Regions from separate parts of the Mus musculus genome. Here regions 2 and 3 are each linked to region 1. Evidence: chromatin loops called from intact Hi-C (ENCODE). Cell type or tissue: left cerebral cortex. All regions are shown on one strand. Region 1 holds the start of Adpgk (ADP-dependent glucokinase). Region 2 holds the start of Bbs4 (Bardet-Biedl syndrome 4 (human)). Region 3 overlaps Neo1 (neogenin).

Evidence for each region. Peaks named below come from ENCODE experiments on the same cell type or tissue, not always from the same donor. Only the 100,000 strongest peaks of a DNase experiment are listed, where the experiment ranks them.
Region 2: it touches region 1 in a loop (6-fold over the local background); 4 of 42 quality-filtered maps call a loop at or near these places.
Region 3: a loop joins it to region 1, with 2.9 times the contacts of the local background. A loop is called at or near these places in 13 of 42 quality-filtered maps.

The regions. Positions count from the first base shown.
Region 1 is chr9:59,288,216-59,296,215 of GRCm38, reverse strand. It overlaps Adpgk (ADP-dependent glucokinase), which reads right to left and starts at 4,644. Exons shown (of 7, transcript NM_028121.2): 1 at 4,350-4,644. The coding sequence starts at 4,582. In left cerebral cortex, a CTCF peak has its summit at 4,811; a DNase peak (open chromatin) is centred at 4,712; H3K4me3 peaks cover 1,928 bases; H3K27ac peaks cover 1,445 bases.
Region 2 is chr9:59,349,234-59,357,233 of GRCm38, reverse strand. Bbs4 (Bardet-Biedl syndrome 4 (human)) reads left to right here and starts at 3,726. Exons shown (of 16, transcript NM_175325.3): 1 at 3,726-3,824. The coding sequence starts at 3,801. In left cerebral cortex, no CTCF peak of the experiment used is centred here; DNase peaks (open chromatin) are centred at 3,784, 4,308 and 4,329; H3K4me3 peaks cover 1,752 bases; H3K27ac peaks cover 930 bases.
Region 3 is chr9:58,899,314-58,907,313 of GRCm38, reverse strand. Neo1 (neogenin) reads left to right here. Exons shown (of 28, transcript NM_001042752.1): 17 at 268-443; 18 at 526-664; 19 at 2,763-2,870; 20 at 4,206-4,400. Among named protein-coding and RNA genes, the nearest start is that of Hcn4, 80 kb to the right of the region's middle. In left cerebral cortex, CTCF peaks have their summits at 3,939 (motif pointing left) and 4,852 (motif pointing left); a DNase peak (open chromatin) is centred at 3,932.

The sequences.
Region 1 (8,000 bases):
CTTCCTCACATATGACAAGAACTAATCGTAATTACAAGATGTCCGGCGGAAGAGACTCAAGGGCTGGGGAAGCTATGCCCTGGATGGTGCCTCTTTCTGAGGCACTGAAGTTGGGAAGACATCTTCAGATAAGGAACACAAAGTCAGAAAACTAATTGAGATCAGTAATTAGTAACTAGTCATCATGGCTCCAGCTGAGAAAAGCTACAGTACAGACTAACGTTCCAAAAGCCTGACTGGAGCAGCTTAATTCAAAGGTAGATTCATCTGATACTAAATTCTGGGCATGGGGCACAGAAAGCAAAACCGTGGGTGAAAGAACCTTGTCTTAGGACACAACATGAATGGTGATCTAGAGTGGAGAACTCGGAGGAAGAGAACAATGCTCAGGGCAAACAGAATCGTTGTGAATGTGAGGGCTTCATTTTATCCTATAAGAAGCAATAGGTACCAGGCTCCAATTCAGAAGCAGGGAGGAGTTACACTCCTAGAAAGCCAAGGTGTGGTCCACTGAAGCACTGACATCTCAAAAACATCTAGCCTGATCCTAACTCCAGCCTCATTCTCGGAAGCCATTTCATCTGAAATCCCACAAGAACATGTAGTTCCATCCACTCAAGTCTAGCTAGAGTAACTGCCTTTACCATCTGCTCTCTGTCCCTAAACTATGGTAATTCTGGGGGCTGAACGTGAATGCAGAAGTGGGAAAGACCAGTCTTACGTTGTACTTCCAACACCATGGCTGTGTGACCACAGGGAACCAATATTTCTGAGACACTTAACATCTGTGGTGCTGGTAATACGTGGAACCACCTGCTTCATAAAGTTGCTCCTCCTCACATGGAGGGCCTGCTTCCCTTAACTGCCCTGCCTGCCTACCCTCCAGTACCACTGCCAATGGTTTGCTTCTTCCCGCCCTTTTACCGGAGTCCTACAAATTTCTCTCTACCAGAGAGAGTCAGGGTGTCCAGACACAGCCTGCCTTACTGATTACACCAAATTTTGTGTTTTGAGTGAGAAATGAATCAGTGTGTCAAACTATAATCCACTGTCACTCCAAAATTAAATTCTGGTACATTTGTTCTCCCCACCCCATGCCTTTACCCTTCAAAAGATGCCGAGAAGTTAGAACAGGTTAAAATGGCTGCTCAAAAATCTACTTTTCCATTATCAGATATTCTCAACAAGAAACTTAGTGGCATTTGCCTGTTCACAAATCTTCACAGCTCTTTTCCATTACTAACTGAATCAAAAGACCTTCAAAGATTCCCTCTTAGCAATCTCATTCTCACTGTCTTGCTACTGTATTCCAGGATGGCCCCAATCCTACACTCTTCCTGTGAAGAGAGAATATAACGTGTACTGTAAGGATGCATCGCTTGTCAGTAAACAAGCCTATGGCCTATAGGGAAAGGTAGAACAGAAGGTAGGACAACTGGTGGAGAGAAAGGGTTTGAGGAATGGAGGCAGATTTGCAGAAGGTAGGACAACTGATAGGGAGAAAGGGTTTGGGGGATGGAGGCAGGTTTGGAAGATTTGCCAAGAATCATGGAGAACAGAATTGTTAGAGCTGAAGAGAGGTAACCAGCTTTGTGGCAGAACTTAGATTAGAACAGGATATTAATTTATGAGCTAGTTGGAGAATAAACCAAAGCTTATGGCCAAGGTGTTCATAAATAAATTTTGAGTCTCAGAGTCATTATTTTGGGAGCTTGGGGCCAGGAGGAAAACCATACACATTTACATTCCTGCCTCAGCTTCAAGAGCTGGAACTGCAGGCGTGCACCACACTTGACTCTGCATTATTTCTTTATCATGGACTCTGGCCAAACTGTAAACTTCCCCATATTCAGTTCTTCAGTAGATGTATCTGGTCCCTTGACCTGAAGAAACCTTTTTGTTCCCTCTATTTCTACCATACAAGTTAACTATGGAAAATAGTTCCTATGATAGTCTCAACAAGGTGTCCCATCTACATGGTCTTGTTATCATGTAATTTTGATATTCCTTCCACCAAGGAGTGATCCATGTGCCCTCTCAGTAAAACCTGGTAAACTAGACTCTGGGAAATCTGATCCTATGGTTAAATCAAGAAACATAAGGCAAATATCTGCTCTCTTTGGACACTCTCCTAGCTTAGTCTCTGCTGTGAGAAATGAACAGCTAGAAGACACTTCCTGTAGGTGGAAATCCTCAGTGGGCGTCCCAGCCTTGATCAATCTTAATGATACATCTAGTCCCAGCCGCCATCCTACTACATACAACTCCAAGCTACCACTGCTCAGCTGAACTCAATCATAACTTAGATCATGAAATATGACTGTTCTGCATCACTAAGTGTTGGGGTGATTTATTACTACATAAATAGAAAATGGAACATCATCTTCTTGGAGCTTTTTCTACTGCCCCATCCTGAGAGGAATGAGTCATTCATTGGAATAGCTGACTGCCTTGCTCTTATTGGTAGCTGAACACGGACAGCACTTTTCACAACTGCTATAGACAATGTATCTCCCCTACCTCACCTCAAACTCTTGCATGGGAACCCTGTGGTGGTTTCAATGAGGATGCTCCCTATTGGTTCATCTATTCGAATGTTTTCTCCCCAGTTCGTGTAACTGTTTGTGAAGGATTAGGTGTAGCCTTCTTGGAAGAAGTTTCAGTGGGGGTGGGCTTTGAAGTTTCAAAAGCCCACGCCCTTTCCAGTTAGCTACGCTACTCCTACTTTTGAATAAGGATATACACTCTCAGCTACTGCTCCAGTATCATGCCTGCCGTCACGTTCCCTGTCATGATGGTCATGGACTCATCCTCCAAAACTGTAAGCCCCCAATAAACTCTTTCTTCTACAAGTTGCTTTAGCTGTAGTTTTGTTATGGCAATAGAAAAGTAACTAAGACAAACGCCAATCCCCACTGTGACTGTATCTGGACTTAGGGTCTTTCAGGGAGCAATTAAGGTTAAGTAGGTGGCCCCTAATCCAACAGGAATGGTGTCCATATAAGAGAAAAAGACATCACTCTGGAGAACTATACAGTAAAAGGCATGTGAGAGCACGAGAAGCTGACTGGCTCCAAGGTAGGAAGAAAGAAGAAAGGCACCCCCAGCATCAGCTTCCTTAGAAATCACCCTGGCACCTTGATCTGGAACTATCGGTCTCCAGTCACAGAAAGTTTATGTTGTTCTAAGCAACTAGTGTGAGTTATTCTGTTGTAGCTGCTCAAGCTGCTTCCAAAAAAATGCAGCACAGACCTGACTTCTTCCATACATATGCCCTCAGAGCCCAGCACACACCTGACATAGCTCCAAGAAAGATGATCAAGAACCTGATAAAGCCAGGTCTTTAAGCCCAGCACCAGGGAGGCAGAAGCAGCTGGTCCTTAGAGTTCGAGGTCAGCCTGGTCTACAGAGTGAGTTCCAGGAGAGCCTGGACTACACAGAGAAGCCCTGTCTTAAAGAAGAATAATTTAAAAATAAAACTAAACTAAAAAGACAAGAGAAAGAAAGAAAAAGGAAGCAAACAGATCAGATAATGATCTATGTTCTAATGATCTACTTACGTTCCAGACCAGCCAAGGAGGCTGTAGTTCAAAAAGGAACAACAGAAGCAACATTTAAAAAAAAAAAAAAAAAACCAACTCTAACCTAAAGAAAAACATACTAAAAAACTCGCTGATGCATAGTGCCCTTGACAAGACAAGAAAGCCAAGCCTAACTGGAAGAGGGACTAAGGTTAGTGTAAAAAAAATTGGATACATTTCTGTGAGTTTCACAAAGAAAGGAGATACTGTGATTTGAGAGAACCTTAAAAATATGAACTATCACTTAGTATGGGGAAGAAGGTAGTTTCGAGAAGGGCGTGCTAAACGCGAAAGGCGCAGAGTTCTGGTAAGGAATCCTTAACAAAAAATGTTGAATATGAAAATGAGCAGTCTTAGTAGAGTGGTCTTCAGACCGGATGACGTAAAGTCAACAGCTAGAGACAGAAGCATTTAGCTTTAAGTACGTTAGGAAGAGTGCTAAAAAAATAGGAAAACCATCGTGGCCACCTGAGAACAGTCGGCAAAAAAGGGCTGGAAGACAGACAACAGAGTAACCTCAAAAATTACAAGTGACAGGCTGAGTTGAATTTCTAAGAAGCTATGAGAGCTGCTTTTACAGGGAGCAGGGCCAACCGGGTGGAAATATGCTGACTATCCCTGCAGCGATGACGGAAAAAGGCTCGTCTCACGCGTCCGACACTTTCGCCCAGAGGGCAACCCAGACACCACCGAGTCCCGGGCGGACCCCGGAGCGCGCGCACTTCCCGGGGAGGCCCAGAGCCGCAGGCAGGCCCCGCAGGCACTCACCCCACAGCCACGCGGCGCCAGCGCCGGGCGGGCTGCGCGATGAGGGCGTCCCAAGCGGCTGCCAGCCGGCTCTCCGGGGACAGAGGTCCCACGGGCACTGGCGCGGGTCCCAGCCTCAGGGAGCTCCAGAGCGAGCGCAGCGCCGTGCCCGGCAGCTCCGGCTCCAGCAGGAACACGCAGCCCACGGCCAGCGCCAGGAAGCCGGCGCACGCAGAGCCGCGCCACAGCGCCATGTGCACACACCGCCGCACCGGTGGCTACAGGATCCTTTCTCGGCTCGCGCCTCCTCCCAGCTGGGCGCGTGCTGACGTAGACGTGCGTAACGTCACACCCGCGCGCCACAGGCTCTTCCTCCCGATGGGCGGAGCTACGACGGAACTGCAGCCCCAGTTATGGGTGGAGCTATGGGTGGGCTGGAGGCGGGACGACGACAGGGCTGGCGTTGGGGGTTCGCTCTGTTTAAGTCTTGGCGCTGGCGCTGGGCGACGCTGTTGTGCGATTCTGTCCTTGGATGAACAAAGGCAGTAGTGTGGTTCCCAATCCGTACACGTCTTCCCGATATTCACTGATAGCCTGAGATAGAGTGTGTGTGTGTCCGGGGTGGGGGCGAGAGAATACTTTTACTTCCCTAGTAAGATAAGACATGCAGATAACGAAGAAGCAGCAAACCTCGCGATTAGAGTAGTCGGTCTCCCATTGACAACGAGCCACGCTGTTGTCTCTTAATCCGTCCCTCCGCCAGTGTTTGACCTCCATGGTTTTACTAGGCCGGTTCCTTTCTAAGTCTGGTGCAGTGGCGAGGCGGAGGGTGCACGACGATGGGAAGGGCTTCCCGCGAGAGGAATCTGCTCAGACCCTAGTGGTGCTGGGCACGGGGAGTCCACCTCTTGAGATTTTCAGCTAGTCAAAGGCTTCCGCTAAGACTGAAGCGATCTTGTTCAATCTAGAGATCAGATTTAACACTCAGACCCCTTAGATAACCCTTTCGGAGGTGGTGTTCCTTTGAACAACCCCAGAGTAAGCCGCAAAGGGATACAATCATGTGTACAGTATGGAAGGACTATAGACTCGAGTTTTTAAATCCTGGTTTAGTTGTTCCGGGTGATACTACAGAAATCCAGCCCTTCCTCCTTTGATGTGACGGTTCTATGTGAGAGGGTAGGTTAAGAGGCAGGAAAGCTAGGCTTGATGTCCAGTTCATTCTCAGCCTCATCTAGCCTGGCCTATTTCTATTTTGCTAGTTCTGCTAGCTCCTGACCAATTTTCTACTCTGTCTATAATTTTTGAACTTGTTAATAGAAATGTGTTTCCCTGGCTTTGATCTTGGACGTTATCTCCCACCCCCACCCCCAGTATCCAAAGTGTTTCTGTTATGGCTCTCAGCTGTTAACTGGCCAGAGACTGGTTACTAGCCCAGACTAGCCTCAAGTTCACTGCGTTGTCAAGGGTGACTTTGAACTTTTTTTAAAAAGATTTATTAATTTATTATATGTAAGTACACTGTAGCTGTCCCCAGACACTTTTTTCTTCTCGCTCAGACCCCCGGAGCAGTCAGCGTTCTTAACCGCTGAGCTATCTCTCCAGCCCCAACTTTGAACTTCTGATCCTCTTCCCTCTAGCTCCTGGAATTACAAATGTGTATCTCTGTGTCTGGTGCTCAGGGAGGAAGGGAAGGTCTTATACCTTCTAGACAGACACTTTACAGAGTGTCTGTAAACAGAAGCATTTTTTGCCTCTGTTTACTGAGAACCAGTACCAGGTGTCTGTGATTAATTGATTTGGGAGGTGGACTGGCAAAGTCACATGTGTTTGAAGGTTGGCTAAAGCCCATTAAATATAAATTCCCAAGATCAGTTTTGGGAGGAGCGGAGGCAGCTGAACTATAAGAACACACTCATCTGGGAAGATGAGGGGACGACTCCCCATCAGTGTGGAGATCCCTTGCAAAGCTGTTGCTGAGTCTTTCCAGGCTTGCAAAACCTTTTGTTGTTTAGTCTTAGAGGCTAACTAGCAAGAGCTGGAGCAAGTTAAATCTAAGTTTATTTCTCATGTAAAAGTACAGCTGTGGTGTGGGTGACTCTGTGGCCTGTGCTAGCAAGCTGGATCTCGTCGGGTAGTTTTGGGGGGATGATCTGGGCCTCTTCCTCATTGGGTCAGTCAATGTGAGTTTGTATTGGGGAAGATAAGGAGATGAGAGATGACTCCAATTCCAGCTGCAAATTAAGAAATCCAGAGCTCCCGGAGGGGAACGAGAGACAGCAGCAACACCTCACAGAGCCTGGTGAGACTTCTGACCCCATACACAGTCCCAGCAGTCTTGATGTCCTCTCCCAGTTTATCAGGGCGCAGGGAACTACAGTCCTTCTTGAACTGATTCCTTAATGAACAGCAGTCATTTCAGATTATCTGTTTGGCATCTGGAATGTTTTACTAGCCAGTTGCTTTTCTAGGGGACAATTATGCAGAGCAGTCCTGAGTAAGCAGACAAGGCTTCATTGCCTGAGTGAAACAAAAAAAGAAAGGAAGAAAGAGAGAGAGAGAGAGAGAGAGAGAACAAGGGAGTGAGCAGCAGGAGCCTCATGACTACCCCTCCCCCAACCCAAATTACTTCCAGACATGGCCTTTGCTATTGGTTTTCTCTCCTAGGACCTTAAAATGAGAGAGCGAAAAAGCAATTTCATTCCAGAGAATTCAGAGAGCAGCACAGGCCCCAGGTGTTCCACCCAAGACCCTGACCCAGAAGGCTATAAAAGCACATCTAGGATTTAAACAGGAAATAGCAGAGCCCATCAGAACACCAATCCACATCACCCCACTCCCACCCCCATGATCTGAAAGGTTTTGAGGGGCAAGTTTGCTTCTACTTTGGAGCAAAAGGCCCCTGTGTTGGCTGGGTTAACCTTTTCCACAGCTCAGGGTCTCTGAGGTCTCGTCCAAGCAGCTTTCTAGATACTGCCCTCTAATCAGGTGTTTGCTGATGCCAGGAGCCCTGCCAGCCAAGATAAGAACAGAACTTTAAAGGTCAAAAAAAAAAAAAAAAAAAAAAAAAAAAAAACCAAAAAAACACAACCACAAAACAAAACCTCCAAAGAGACAAGACGGGGAAGAAAGAATCTCAAGACTGTCTCTTCAAAAACAAGGTCTGTGTCCTGGGCAATGAGTGCCCTCCTCCCTGTCTGGCACTAATAGAGCCCTAGAAGGGCTCAGGAGATGGGGTGAGGCAGGGGCATAGCTGGTCTGTCAGCAGCAGAGACGGATGAAGGGCAAGGACGTTCCTTGATGGTAACAGGATTCTGCGCTTAGACTGGGAATGGCATCTTCTCATCTTGGGAGATGAGGCACTGGCCCAGGACTTTCACTTTGGGATGAATTACATTGGATGGGAAAGGGCTGAGCCTGGAAAACCAGAGGCTGAAGCTGTTGGGATGTCTGTTTTCTGGGAGCCGAGGGCCTTCATAGTATCAGCGAAGCACAATGAAGCATGGACTTCCACAGAGTGTTCTCCTGACATCTCAATTTCCCTGTCAGACTGTCAGCCAAAGCTCTTCAAGCTCGCAGACTCTGTCCTCTGTAGGTGTGGAAACCAGCCCTGCTGGCAACCAGAAAGCAGATGTTGCAGGGATGTGGTTTGCGTTTCTGTAATACAGTGGT
Region 2 (8,000 bases), 61 kb before region 1:
TTCCTCCAACAAGGCCCCATTTATTCCAACAAGACCACACTTCCTAATAGTGCCATATACCACAGGCCAAGGATATTCAAACCACTACAGCAGCACATGTGTGCAGGAATCCACAGAGGCCAGTAAACAGTGAAAAGTCCTCTAGTACTAGAGTTACAGATGGTTGTGAACAGATGGTTATAAAGGTTCTCTGCCATGTGACAGTGTAGGGTCCAGAACCCTTATCAGAGAGATAGTGTAGTCTGATATAAGCTGTGTCAGTAAAATGGGAAACCACCAAAGAAATCAAACCTGATTCCTTTGAAGAGCAGCACGTACTCTTAATCACGATACCATTGCTCCAGCTTCATCTGTTATCTTTTGAGTAAAAATTACAGAAATTTAACTATAAAAAGGAGCACCTTTGGGGAAAAAAAAAAGGTCTCCTACAACATTCCCCACAGTGACCAGGTCAGGGGATAACTTGGTACAATTGCATTTCATTCACTTCCTAAGTAAATAACTTAATACATGTGTATACATGATTGTTTTTATTATTACAATATGACATTTACTAAAAATAGAGGGATTGTAAAGTCCCTGGGAAATACCTTGGAAAATGTGAAGGCCAACTTACCTTCGCTGGCATGGACAACTCTTCTCTCTGGACAGTCCCTTCACTTGGGACTGTCATCTGGATGTTATCTGGAAAACACACACACACACACACACACACACACACACACACACACACACACACCATAACAGCTCAAGGTACAATCTGTAATTTCCCAGAGATCTTTGCTTCATAAGGACAAAGATCTATGGATTTAGTCTACACAGCTGAACTGAGTGGATATAGTAGCTCATTGATAAGCATGATCAAACTACTGCTGGACCATCCCTTCTGATGGGAAAGTTGGAGAAAAGAGGAATGGGGGACAAAACTTTTGGCCTCTCTCAGTAATGAGAGTAATGTCTAGGACATGTGCACCAACCATGTTTGATGGGTGAGTACTAAAATGAAGCATAAGGTAACACAGGACTTCTATCATGTCTTCAGGCCATTCTGAAGTCCAGGAAGATTGACACTTTCTCAAGAACCTCTCAAACCTATGTCAATGCCCACTACCTGAAATATGCAGAATTTTCATTTGTAATTGACCAAATGGGAATTTAAACTCAATAGTCCACACAGCATACTAGACAAATAGATTTGACAGAAGGTACACAACATAATTACATTCACCCACTCATCCTTTAAAAGACAATAAGTTGCTGAACAGTGGATGATGATATCAGTTTACTCTAAGTAAACTACACACATGTAGTTCTGTTGATCTGAAGGTGCATTCTTTTCATTTAGCTGCTTTGAAGCTGTCTGGCTTTCTTGTGTCTATTAAAATTACCTGATGGGCTTTTCATTTCTTGTTCGTTGGTTTTGTGTCTTGCATGCCATTATACTTATGTAGTAACCACTTACGCCAATATGTCCCACTTCTTTTACAATTGTTTTATATTTATGTATTTTGTGTTCTGAGTGTTTTGCTTGCATTTATGTTCTTGCACACATGTGCCTGGTGCTTGTGGTAGTCAGAAGACGATCCCTAAAACTGCCATTGTGGGCAGTGTCAGCCTTAGTGTGGCGCTGGGAGACAGCCCAGGCTCCTCTGCAAGAGCATGGGTGCTTAACCACTAAGCCATCTTTCCACTGTCTCTTTGTTTTTAAAGGATTTATTGTCTTCATGTAGATGAAGGACTGTTTATATGTTCACCACAGAAGCCAGAAGGGTACCATGTTACAAGCACTAGAGAGCTGCGTGCCTGACATGGATGCTGGGAACTGAACCCCAGTCCTCTACAAGAGCCACAGGTGTTCTTACCTGACCCATCACTCCACAAATGGTAGCATACCATAAATTCCTTACCTTTTTCATAGGTAACCTCTACCTGCTTTTTTTCTTTTAAATCTTCAAGACCGGGCTGGCCTATTTTGAGGGTTATCCTCCTGCCTCTGCCTCCTGAATGCTTGGATTACAGACTAGTGTCACTGTGATCAGCTTGTTTGTTTTGGAGATAAGGTCTTAGCATGTGGCCAAGCCTAATCTGTAACCCATATGTAGCCCACGGTAGCCCACATTCCTGGAAGCCCTATTGCTTTCAGCCTCCTGAGTGCTTGGATTGCACGTATGAGCCAGTGTGCTTGGACTCTTCTTTCTACTCTTCTACTTCTGTCTGTCCACCCATCCATCCACCCATCTATCCAGAAACAGGATTTCATCTATCTATGTCTGTCTGTCTGTCTGTCGACAGGATTTTATGAAGCCAGGCAGGCTAACCTGGAACTCACTATGTTACTAATACTGTTTATGAAAGTCTGATCTGTCTGCAGCCTCTCAAATGCTGGTGTGTGCCTCCACCTACCTGGTTTTCCATTTCTTGTGCCATCTCTTTTTTCTAAGGAAAGTAGTCTCTCTTAGATTATCATTTTTTGGCATCCATTTTATTTTATTTTAAACGTTTTGAGAAAAGGTCTTGTTACATAGTCCTGACTGTCCTTCCTGGAACTTTGTGTAGATCAGGCTGGTCTCAGACTCACAAAGATCCATTTGCCTCTGCCTTCCAAAGAGCAGGCATTGGCAGGCGGATTTCTGAGTTCGAGGCCAGCCTGGTCTACAGTGTGAGTTCCAGGACAGCCAGGGCTACACAGAGAAACCCAGTCTCGAAAACAAACAAACAAACAAACAAACAAACAAGTATGTCCATGTAGAGTAAAATTACAGTTCTAAACAGCCTACCTCTGCTCTTTGCTTGCCTGCTATACAGTTCTCTTCCCTAGAGAGAACCACTTTTAGTATTTAAATATCCTAGAAATATTTTCTTTCTTTTTTTTCTTTTTTGAGACAGGGTTTCTCTGTATAGCCTTGACTGTCCTGGAACTCACTTTGTAGACCAGGCTGGCCTCGAACTCAGAAATCCACCTGCCTCTGCCTCCCGAGTGCTGGGATTAAAGGCATGCACCATCACGCCCAAGTTGAAATATTTTCTAATAAAGAATTATGTACATAATATTCTTAGTTTTGCTTTCTTCTTATTAACATAGACACTGTATGCATTTCTTGCACATTGTCCTTATCTGATAATAGAATACCTTGGCAATTCTCTTACCATGTAAATAGTTGTCTCTTTTCAGATGCCACACAATATGAACTTATCATTTATTTGATTTCTACTGTTGGGTATTTAGGTTGTTTTTTTGGGTGTTGGTTATTCCAAACAATGATACATCGGATACCTCTGTATGTAAAGCCATGTCTTATGTCTATATGTATAGAATAAATTCCTATAATTGAAACAGTTGGGTTAAGGTTATAAGCATTTTTAATTTTGGTAGTTGTGGCTAAGCTGCTCTTATTGGAAGCTTGACCAATTTGTTTCCACTGGCGATGAAAGCATATTTTCCTCACAAAATGTCATTGAAAAACTTTGTTGCCAATGTAAGGCTTAGACCAAATCTCTTGGAAACATAAGTTATAAACTTCGTTGTCTACTATCTAACTGACACGCTCCACTCTAAATTCGTCCAGCCCGGTGCAGAGCTATCTAAGCTCTGGCTGCGAGTCCCCTCACCTATTCCTTCCGAGCTAAGCCATCCATCTGTGGCTGAGACCCTGGAACTCACTGACCTCACAGCCTGACCTTCCACTCACAACTCCTTAGGGGCTCAGGTTCCTCCTTCCTTCCCTGGCTTTGACTTCCTGCTCAGCTGGTCGCCCGGGAAACGGTCGGCTTCCGGTCGCGAAGCGGTGGGCGGAGCCAAGATGGCTGAAGTGAAGCTTGGGATGGTAAGCGGGGAGATTCTCGGAGGCTTAGCGGCGGCCTCAGGGCGGAGCGTCGTGGCGGGGCCGGGCCAGGCGGGGCCAGGCCGGGGCGGCCAGCGGGGCTGGGGTGGCGGGGCCGGGGCGTACGCCAAGTAGTCCCTCCGGGAGGCGGCGCGGTCCAGCTCCCCGCCTGGCTGGGCGTTTGGCGAATGCTGACCTGTGTGCAGCGCTTCGTCTGTTTTGGGATTGGGCAGAGAAGAGAGGTTTTTTGGAAATGGTGTTTTTCCTACTCTTAGGATTTGAGGGTGGGCGTGAGGTGGGGGTTACTGCACCTTCATTAGGCAGTTTTTGATATCCCATAGATTGGTAATTTAATTGGATGAAGCCTGGAACCATTCAGCGCCCCTGCCCTCTCACTGCGACTGGCTTGTTTTCCCAGCTGCGATTAGATTTCGGAAAAGCCCTGTTTCAGAACTCAGCTGGTTTAAATCGTTAGTTAATTCTACAACAGCCTCTGTGAATTCAGGCTGACCCAGAAGTAACTGGCTTTTTGCATCACTCATGACCTTGCTTGTTTGTGACAGTCTTGTATGTACATGGTATTTGCACCTGTAGTTCATGTTGGCTACGGATTAGCCACCTTTAATCCCCTGACTTCTGGGATTTACAGGAGTGCGTCATCACTCCTAGCTCCTTTTTTTTGGATTGACTTATAGTTGTATGTTTATGAGGTACAGTGTGATGATACGTCGGTACAAAGTGTACTGTGTGTGATGGTCAAGTCAGGGTCATTACCATTTCCATCTCAGCATATAAACTGTTGCAAACAGTAGCCCCCACATAAGCATTTGCTTCTGTCTGTTGGTATTTGGCTCCTGTTATTGAATATTATTGAATGTTTCTCTCCATCTTTTCCCTTTCCTAACTTTTGGTGACCTCTTGTTCTACTCTCTATTTCCATGAAATCAACTTTGTTTGTTCCTTTTTGTAAAGATAGGGTTTATTTGTGTATCCCCAACTGACCTAGAACTAGAGAGTAGACTAGGCTGCCTGGGATTAAAGGTGTGTGCTACCCCGTTGAGATCAGCTTTTTTAGTTTCCACATAGGAGTGAGAACATGCTTTGGCTTTCTCTGCCAGGCATATTTTACTTAGCATAATTTTTCCACAGTACTACAGATTACACCTTATTCTTTTTCATGTCTAAATAATACATGCATACTCCTGGAGTCTAGGAATCTCTTCACAAACCACACAAACACTGATCGCAGTCAGACAGGGATAGTTTATTGAGCAGATGCCCCAGGACTGGTCAACTAGGGCCATGGTCCAGATTCGGGAACTGAACCATGACCCCAAGTTAAGATCTTACAGGGTTTTTAAGCCCCAAATCCACAAACATCTGTGCCAAATTATTTCACCAATCAGGATTTAGGGATAGGATTTCCTTAGGAACATGTTTTGTTGTGCATTTACCCTGCTCCCATTGGTTGGGGTATTCAACTGTGGCAGGAAACCTGCCTTGTCTAATATTCATGTCCTAACTTCTCTACCAGGATGGGACTTGTCTAATATTCATGTCTTAACTTGCCAACCAGGATGTCAGTTACCTGTGTACATGTCTCTTTCTGCCAAGTAGGATGTCAGTTCCCAGGGAGGTTTTGGGAACATAAACTTTACTCGACCACTACTCAGAATGGAAGTTTTATTCCAAATAGTTTCTTATATTGGGGCGGGTATCTTTCTTATGTTGGGGTCCATCTCGGGGGCAGCTTATACCATAAAAACTTGAACACAGGTACAGGAAATACTGTTGGGTGGTTGGTTCAGATCCAAGCTTATTGTGGGTAACTATATAAAACAGTCCTATTGACTTTTTATTGTGACTGGTTTTCAAGGGCACAGAACATAACAGAATATGTAATCAATCTTGGCATCAGAAAGTTTCCTAGCAACAGCAGAGAGATAGGAGAGAGTTTCCTTATAATGGCAGGGTAGTCAAGTATCTGTTACCTAGGCCTTAACATATTACCTAGGCTTTAACAGTCCATCTAGACCTTAATATTTTACCTAGGCCTTAACACATACCACAGTTTATTTACCCATTTGTTATTTATCCATCCTTGGGCAACTCCATTGACTATGTACTTTGATACTGTGAAGAATGCTGCAGTAGATGAAGAACACAGTATCTCTTTGGTAGAATGAGTGTATTTTATTTTGGTATGTACTCAGTAGGAGGATAGCTGGATCATAGGATGTTTTGTTGATTTGAGATAGGGTCGTCTTATATAGCCTAGGCTAGGATCAGACTACAGTTCTCTTGCCTCAGTACCAAGGTGCTGGGATCATAGGTATATGCCATTGGGCAAGGACTGATTATTCTATTTTTAGCTTTTTGACAGTAGTTGATTTTTGAGGACTATGTTTGTAATTGTATTTAACTTCGGAGACATCCCTAATAAAAACATGAAGCCTTGTCCTTTACTTTTTACTTTTTTTTACTTTTTACTGTTGGGTTTCAAACCCTGTCCTGAACTAATGAATGATTTTAGTGGTTTTTTTTTTTATATTGTCTTTTGAAAAACACCATGGAAAACAGACAAATTAGTTGCTTCTGGTTGACAGTCTTATAATGCAGTGTTGTCTCTTGTAGGGGTCTCTTTTGTTTGCCATTTTATTTGCAGAGTGATACCAGCAGAATACTCAGTACAGAGAAGAAATCTCAGTGCATAAGCTAAAAGATAAATAATAATCTGCTTAATGTTCTAGGTTTACGATACTGGCACCATTATTGTGGGATATCCACCAGAGAAGACTGATCAGTCTCGGATTTAAGGCAATAGAAAGTCTATTAGTTGGTTGGCAGGTGACTATACTGGGTGCTCAGGATCCCAGTGTAGCCCTGAGTCCTTCTCAGGATGAGGTTTTAAGCACAAAAACCATATTTTGAGTTGACATACTTCAGTTAACAAAAACAGTTAGCCAGAAGCAGAACTACAGAAGCCGGAAAAAAAGGTTAGCACATTTAGAGACTTTTCTAGAATTATGGACTTTGGATTAGGCCTTTGTTTTACTTTTGACAGGTGACAATGTGTATATGCTGAGTTTATGGCTTTTTTTTTTTTTAATTTTTTTTGTTTTTTTGAGACAGGGTTTCTTTGTATAGCCCTGGCTGTCCTGGAACTCACTCTGTAGATCAGGCTGGCCTCGAACTCAGAAATCTGCCTGCCTCTGCCTCCCGAGTGCCGGGATTAAAGGCGTGCGCCACCACGAGTACAGTTTGTGTGTGTGTGTGTGTGTGTAGGTGCACATATGCCACAGCATGCATGTAGAGGTTAGAAGACATCTTTTAGAAGCCAGTTCTCTATCTCCATTGTGAGTTCCAGTGATTGAACTCAGACTGTCAGGCTTGTAAGGCAAACACTTTTACTGCTGAGCCATCTCAGCCCATAAAACCAATGGGTCCTTCTTTCTTTAAAAAGTGTTTTATATTTTATTTGTGTGTGTGTGTGTACATGTGTGCATGCTTGCACATGTGTGAAGTAGCACACTAGCGGAGGTCCGAGGACGACCTTCTGCCCTATGGATCCTGAGGATTGAACTCAAGTCATTAGACTTAGTGGCAAGGACCTTTACCTTCTGGCTCAAGGAAGGATGGGTAGTGTCTTAGCTGTGAACAGACACCATGACCAAGGCAACTCTTACAAAGAAAAACATTTAATTGGGCTGGCTGAAGCATGTCAGCATACAGGCTGGCATGACATTAGAAGTGAACTGAGAATTCTACATCTTGACCAATAGGCTGCAGGAAACTGTGTTGCATTGAATGTAGCTTGGACATAGGAGACTTCAAAGCCTGCCTCTACAGGGACACACTTTCTCCAGCAGGGACGTACCAGCTCTAATAAGGCCATGCCTCCAGTAGGCCAAGCATTCAAACATATGAGTCTGTAGGGGCCACTCCGCAGGTGGTTACTCAGTTTTTGTGACTGCATGCCACGTGGATCAGCCACATCCACGTCCATGTCTATAGTCTTAGAAGTTAGGCTATGAGAGACTTTTCATTCCCCGTTTAAAAGTCTTCCCCTAGTCCAAGAGATCAGACTCAGAACAGTCTCTGACTATCACAGTTTCCTGTATTGAGGTCTCTGATTTCACACTGAATCATGGACTTTTCCCTTCCTCTGTCTTGAAGGTC
Region 3 (8,000 bases), 390 kb after region 1:
TAAGTACTATTTTGTTTAACATTTTCCTACAATTTTTCCTTTAAAAAAAAAAACACATTAGAAGTGCTCTTCTGAATGAATGAGGGCTATCTATTAACTCTGGATTTTCTTTCTTTTTTTCCATTTTTCATTTTTCATTCCATTATACTCCCCTGCATTCCCTTTTATTTTTGTTTATGTTAAAATGCCACTTCCCTTTCTTAATTACTTTTTACCCAGACACTTCTGAAGTTGATTTATTTGTTATTAATGCTCCATACACTCCAGTGCCAGATCCCACTCCCATGATGCCACCAGTGGGAGTTCAGGCTTCCATTCTGAGTCACGACACCATAAGGATTACCTGGGCAGACAACTCCCTGCCCAAACACCAGAAGATTACAGACTCCCGCTACTACACAGTCCGGTGGAAGACCAACATCCCAGCAAACACGAAGTACAAGGTACTGAACATTTGCCTTGAGAGCAAAAAGCTAATCAGTGGGATTTTCTTGTTTTAAAGTTCTTTGATTCATGCTTTTCCAGAATGCAAATGCAACGACGTTAAGCTATTTGGTTACTGGTTTAAAGCCAAATACGCTCTATGAGTTCTCTGTGATGGTGACCAAAGGCAGAAGGTCAAGCACGTGGAGTATGACAGCTCATGGCGCTACCTTTGAATTAGGTAAGTATAATGCAATCCCATGTCACATGACACTTCTTCTCTTTGTGAAATACGAAAGCCTGTAGAATTCACACTGTTATTGTGGCACATCCTATCACCTGCGTCCACTGGACATGGGCAGTGCACATACTGCTCTCGCTACAGAACCCGGTGGGCAGCCGCATTTCAGTTGTGTTTGCCATTTCAACTACTGTGAATTTTTGGGTCACTTTGCTAAAACAGTAGTAAACAGCAGAATAGTGCAGTGCAAGACAGACTAGGTTTTAGAAATTGCAAGAATTCAATCTCTGGTCAGCCATCTGCCAATTGTTTCATGAGCATGCCAACTAATCCTACTGAATCTCAGTTTCCTCCATCTTGTTTGGGGTGATAGCCCCCCCATTTCTACTTTAGTAGGTTATTATAAGGCAAAATGAGGAACAGATGGAAAAGCATGTGGGTGGGTAGATACAAGATATTATTGTATTAATCCTGCTTACTGGTAAATTGAAATTGAAAACAATGAAGTGACCTGCCCTTGACCCAGCAGTTGCCCAGCTGTGTTGCCTAGTCTGAACAGTTTGCTGGGTAATCCAGGGCTTTCTTGGAAAGCAGCTCTGTAAGATCCTTCGCTGGACTGGCCTTTGCTGTTTGTTAGTACACGTGAGGGAGAAAGCATAACTAAGTAGATGAAGGAAAGAGTAGGCGGCCAACCTTGAGACCCTGTTTCCCCTGCACTTTGCTGGGGTAAGGATATGAGCAGCCTTGAGAATCTATGTATTCTGACCTATTTCTGTGCCTGGTGAAAACCAAACTTCCACATTCTGTGCAAACCAGTTTTGCCCTTCTGCACAGTTGCTTAGAATTTCTCCAGGAAAGGGGATTGGACTGGAGAGTTAGGAATACAGTATAGAAAGGGGCAAATAATTATTAGTTTGCTTTCTTTTCTGTTTATTTTGTTGTTTGTTTGTTTGGCTTCGTGTTGACACGGGGTCTCACTGTGTAGCCCTCGCTGGCCTAACACTCACTGTATAGACGAACATGACATCCAAGTCCGTCCCGCCTGCCTCTGGAGTGTTGGGATTGAAGGCATGTGCCACCACACTCAGTGTTTCCATTTAAGAATATCTTTTTGCTTTACTTTCAGCTTACTGACCAATAAGAGAAAATTTTACTTTCCCTTAGGAGTTCATTTCACTAGGCTCTTCCATTTTATATTAAAACTCGAATGTTTTAGGAAGCAGCGATTTGAAGGAATGCTTGATTTGATCATTTTCCTACTTAGCTATTACATTAGACATTCTCACCTGTAACATAGAAAGCCATTTTCTTTTGTCATCTTTTGTTTGTTTGTTTGTTTTTGGTTTTGGTTTTGTTATTTTCGAGACAGGGTTTCTCTGTATAGCCCTGGCTGTCCTGGAACTCACTCTGTAGACCAGGCTGGCCTGGAACTCAGAAATCCGCCTGCCTCTGCCTCCCAAGTGCTGGGATTAAAGGCATGTGCCACCACCGCCCGGCTTCTTTTGTCATCTTTTCTGCTACATGAACAGCTTTTATTTATATCATTAACATCAGCAGTTGGTAGTATGCTTTCAGTGTGAGCTTAAAATGAAAAATACCAAGTAGTAAATTTCTTCTTAGAGGGAATTGAGCTTTTAAAAGCCATATTTGACTTTAAGAGTCAACTCTGAGCAAGAGAGAAAACTTTAACACTTTAAAATGTCCTACCAAATAAGCCAAATCAATTGAGAGGAAGTAGTCTGGGACAGTTATGTAACTGCTCTCAGTTTTGGTGCCTTGACCTCCCAACAAGGGACAATGGCACTTGCCCGTCTAGGTTGTCATAGCCTTAAGAAAATGCAAACTATAAAATACCAGATGGTAGTGTGTGCTTGGAACCACCTCCCAGTCCACAGGCCCATTCTCTATCCTCATGGTTTTAGTTTTTCTTTGATACTTTGTATAGTCTTCTTTTTATTAGAAATGATTGGTTATACATAGACTTGCATTATTAAAGCTGGGGGCTTTGTCTTTTTTCTATGCATTTGCTGTTCCTTATCAGTGAAAAGAATTGGAAAATTGAATTCTATTAAAATGGATAGTGTTTGTTATTTTGTAGTTCCTACTTCTCCACCTAAGGATGTGACAGTTGTGAGTAAGGAAGGAAAACCTAGAACCATCATAGTGAATTGGCAGCCTCCCTCTGAAGCTAACGGCAAGATTACAGGTAAGACGCCTTAGACTGGGCAAGTTCTGTGTCATCAATAAAGTGGGGATGTGAACCTGGCTGGGTCCTTGTATGGAGTGTAGTGAGTCATGTTGGTCCTTGAAATTGAAGCAAGGGTAGCATGGAATTGTGTGTCTAGCCAGTAGTGTTACTTAACAATATATGGTGGGACAACCTATTTTTCTACTGCAGCTTGATGGGTACGTTTATTTTCCAAAATGCTGTCCACTCCCCAGATGACTTGCTTTGAACTTGTGTGTCCAGTTTTACTGGAAATTATCTAGTCTGTATAGACTGTGCTTTTCTACTTACAAGCCCCACCAAATCCCATTAGGCTTTAAACCACCACTACAGCCCAAGGCCTGTCACTTCACAATTCTGTGCTCTTACTAGTAGAGTTAGAAGCTTGAATTACCCTAGGCCTACCAAAGATCTCAGGATCCCACCCCCACCCCTCGGCCCCCCCTTTGGACTTCAGAGAGAAATTCCCCATAGTAGAATACTGGCAGATGCTTGGAACCTGTGCCCCATTCATTAGAAGTTTGCTAAAGAACCAGTTGCCTTCTGAAATACAAGGAAGATGGCCTAATGACTCAGAAAGTGTATTTTGTCCCTGTAACTTTTTTTTTGTCTGTTTTGGTTTGGTTTTTTTGAGACATACATACATATATATATGTGTGTGTGTGTGTGTGTGTGTGTGTGTGTGTGTGTGTGTGTGTGTTTTATTTATAGTCCTAGCTGTCCTGGAACTCTCTGTGTAGATCAGGCTGGCCTCTAATTCAGAGACCAATCTACCTCTTCCCGCCTAGTGCTGGGCTTAAAAGTGTGCCACCATACCTAGTATGTTCCTGTAACGTTTAAATAAGATGTCCTTTCCCAATAAATCCTAGTCATTTTCTTAGGTTCCTATTTTGCTTCTTCTATAAAAGAAACAAATATAGCTTAACTCAGATTACATTTTGCTTTGTCTTTTAAAACCTTAAATCACAATTTTGTAGTGTAGATCAAGAAGGCTTATGTTTGTAAGGCATCCTGCCTCATTTGTGGGAATTGAGTGCCCCCTGGTGGAAATATCTGGTGACAGCCTCTGTGACCTAACCCACCCTTAGAACTTTGTCAGGTTTTCCAATCTGCCGAGCATTTTCCTCCTGGGAAATGATTTTTATCATAATTGAGCATGGCATACCATTGCAGAGTCCCAGAACTACGTGATTCTAAGTCAGAGCCCTCATGATACTTCATTCAGATACTATATTGTAGACATTTATTGACTTTCAGATTGCAAAAAGAAAAGCAGAAATGGGATCTCTTTTTTCTATTAATTGCTCTGGACAGGTTACATCATCTATTACAGCACGGATGTGAATGCAGAGATACATGACTGGGTTATTGAACCAGTTGTGGGAAACAGACTGACTCACCAGATTCAAGAGTTAACACTTGATACGCCATACTACTTCAAAATCCAGGCCCGGAACTCAAAGGGCATGGGGCCCATGTCTGAAGCTGTACAGTTCAGAACACCTAAAGGTAACTCTCCCCGAGCCAAGGGTTTTACTGTGTTGTCTATAATGGGACTGCAGCATGTGGAGAGCACTGGTAATGGACTTGCCAGCCTCACTGTAAAGACTTCCAAAGAATTCCTCTCCTACCCACTGGCCACCAAATTGGTACTCTCCCAGTCCACCCAGAGGGAAACGTTGGCTGTCTGTATCTGGGCAGAAGAATTACAGTGATCTCTTAGTTTTTATCAGAGAAATCAGATGTGATTCTTTAGGTTTCTACAGAGTTATACTGCACAATATTCTGACAGATGTTTTCTTTCAGCACACACAGTCTCTTAACATAAAAAGTTTAGGGGCTGGTGAGATGGCTCAGTGGGTAAGAGCACCCGACTATTCTTCTGAAGGTCCGAAGTTCAAATCCCAGCAACCACATGGTGGCTCACAACCACCTGAGATCCTGATGCCCTCTTCTGGTGCATCTGAAGACAGCTACAGTGTACTTACATTAAATAAATAAATAAATAAATAAATAAATAAATAAAAGTTTAAATGTCAACTTTTGTGGAGGATGAGGTTAGAAGGAGCCATTTATGTAAAGCTCACGAAAAAAGAATATAAAATAGTAAGCCAGGCAAGCTTAGGCCAATTAAATGGAGTTGGGTACTGAGACTGTGGAGAGGTGAAAACCTGAATTTCTTTTCTATTATCAATTTACTTGGAAGTTTGTGGGAATTGTATTTTTCCTTTAAGACGTCTGTCTGTCCATCTTCAAAGCTGGTGATCCTTGCTCTTGTTTCCTCTTCCCCTGTGCTTGACCTGTCAGCGGACTCCTCTGATAAAATGCCTAATGACCAAGGTAAATGAGGAGATGGCCTCTCATTTTTTCTCTTTTGCAACCTATCATTAGCTTTTTGTTTCATTTTTCCGCCTGAAAATCAGTATCATGTGTTTAAAACCACACATACTTATTGGCCAGAGTAGTGTTGAGTCCATGTTTATAGCCCTTGGGATATCTGAAAAGCTGAGGGAGTCACTTAGAAGCTAACTTACCTGGTGGAAGAAAATTGAGTTGAATAAACTCTAGATTGGCATTAAGTGAAGATCAGGTTATCCTTAGAAGTTAAGATGCTAAAGTTATAAACAGTGATAAGCATTTGAGGCAAATGTGAGCAGTATAGCAATCTTTCATATTTAGTATTTTATTTAAGTGAAAAGTCAGTATCAAAATCAGTAAACACTGTATTTCACTTCTGACATACGTATATAATCTTGTTACATACGTGCTTATCTGTGACCAAGGATGTTAATTTATAGCTCTTTTTATATTTCTTCCTTAAACATTAAGTAAGACTGTTTTTATAAAAGGATAAAAAGCATGTGGCAAGACACTTAGGAAGGACGAGTCTTAATGTCACCTGTCTTGAAATCCTTGACTGGCAGGTTTTTCATTGTGATTGCTCTGGTGGCATGTTAGCTGCCCTTTGTGATTTCTGTCTCTAAGAAACAAGCTAAAGGTAGCTTTCCATATAGAGATAGAACACTAGAAATAAAGTTGATAATTGTTCTCATGGTTTAACAGTAATAATCAGAAATTCAGCTTTTTGGATCTTGGTTAATGTAAGAATCAGAACAGAGTATTGAGTTTCATGGCTTTGGACATGTGCTTGTGTTCAACAAGTCTTTTTTTACATGGGAGGGAACTGTGGGCATAGTGTTTTGAGTGTAGAAGCATGAGATTTCATAAAGCGTTACGCTGAATATGCAGAGAATGTAAATATGCCTTGCTGAATACGCTGAATATGCAGAGAATGTAAATACGCCTTGCTCTTTCATTTGATAACTGTTAAGCAGCACTTTGCTGTTCTAGTATTCAAAATTTTTCACCTGTTGGTATTTAGGGTACATCCTTTGAATTTCTTGGTTATTCTTTAAATGCTAAATAAAATATTGGGAAATGCAGGAATATAAACCAACTAAATCTTGGCAAACAAGGTGAGTTCAGTGGCAGCTTTTTGTTTGTTTGGTTGGTTGGTTGATTTGTTTGTTTGTTTATGTGATGTGTTCTGGAAAGTTTAAATGTAGCTTACGTGATAATCATGAAAATTTAAATATAAAGAACTTAAAATGCTGAGTATCTCTGCCAGTTAGATTTTGCCTGATGTGATAGCATATGAAGAACAACAGGAATCTTGAGGCTTACATAGTGTGTGTCACTTGGGAGATGATAGCCTCAGAAGTAAGAGGATGGAGTAGTTAGTAGGAACAATGGAAAAGGGGTCAGAGACTAAATTAAATCCTAGACTATGCCCTAGAAGTTCTGAAACTATACTGTAGGATCCAAGAACAACTGTTCTTTTCTTGTATAGATTTTTTACTTCTGAGAACATATCAAACATTATAGTTAGCCTCTAGATTTATTCTATTAAATGAAGTACTTATACAACTTTATATTCGGGCTCCCTTTGTTTCTTTTAAAATATGATTCTTTATAAGAGGAAAGAGGAATTAACATTAACTCTGTTTTGCAGAAATAAATGTATTTATACATTTCTAGTCAAGCTTTATTTGTGAAAATATCTCTTATAAGTGTTTACTAGAGCTCCGTGTACTCTGCCTCCATAAAGAGGAAGAGGACATCCCTGAATTTATGATGTTTGTAATAGTTAACATTTATTGATCATTTACTACACACAGAGCAGTATTCAGTGTCTCATGGTCTTAAATTTCCATTTGGTGTTGTAAACAGATGTCCAAGTGACTAATTACATGACTTGCCCCACAGCAAAGCACTGCCATGTAGTGGAGCTGGTGTTCACGGGCAGTCTTGTAAGCACTGCGTGCCATTAACGGTCAGGAGCAGCTTTTACTTTTTATGCTTGCTGGCCTCTTCTCAAGAGCTTGCCACTGCTTTCTGGCTAGTAACTTGGAATTGAGGAATATCTTTATGGAGGAAGAAAGAGAGAAACTGAAAACTAAGAATAAGGATTATAAAACAGAAATAAAATAAAGCCTGGGGTTTCTGCCTCTTTGAGGTCTGCTGCTGGGGAGACCTCACTCATTTGAACCTGTGACTATAGGAGCTCAGATGACAGTGTAAGCAACCAGAAGGAAGGCTTGTGTTTTGTTTGTTTCTGTTGCTCAATTCATAAGTGACAGAAAAGGAAGTGAGAATCTGATTTGAATCTCTGCTTATCTTCCTGCTCTTGCTTAAGTTAACTTTATACTTGAAAGGACAACTTCATAATCTGGGGGGGTGGGAGGGGGAGCCAGAACAATACTGATACTAGCCATGCCAGATCAGCATCACCAGGTCCTTTGGAGAATATACTTGTTTGGTACAAGCATCAGCCTCACTTACTCCCTCAGTCCCTTTTGTTATAAAATAATCTACTACCACATGTCCTCTCTGACCATCACTTCCTGGGCTAGAGAAATGGGAGGGGGTCCCCCACTTCCTGAACAGCAGATTGGTAGTTAGGTCATGGCCTTGAAACAGAGGCACCAGTCTTCTAGGTACCTCCTTACACTGCAAGCTGTGTCTGTGTACCTTGGCACACAATCTGTAGTTTCCCATTATTTGTGTTGTTTCATTTTCTTACGGAGTAGACTGAAGTGTTTTGTTTTT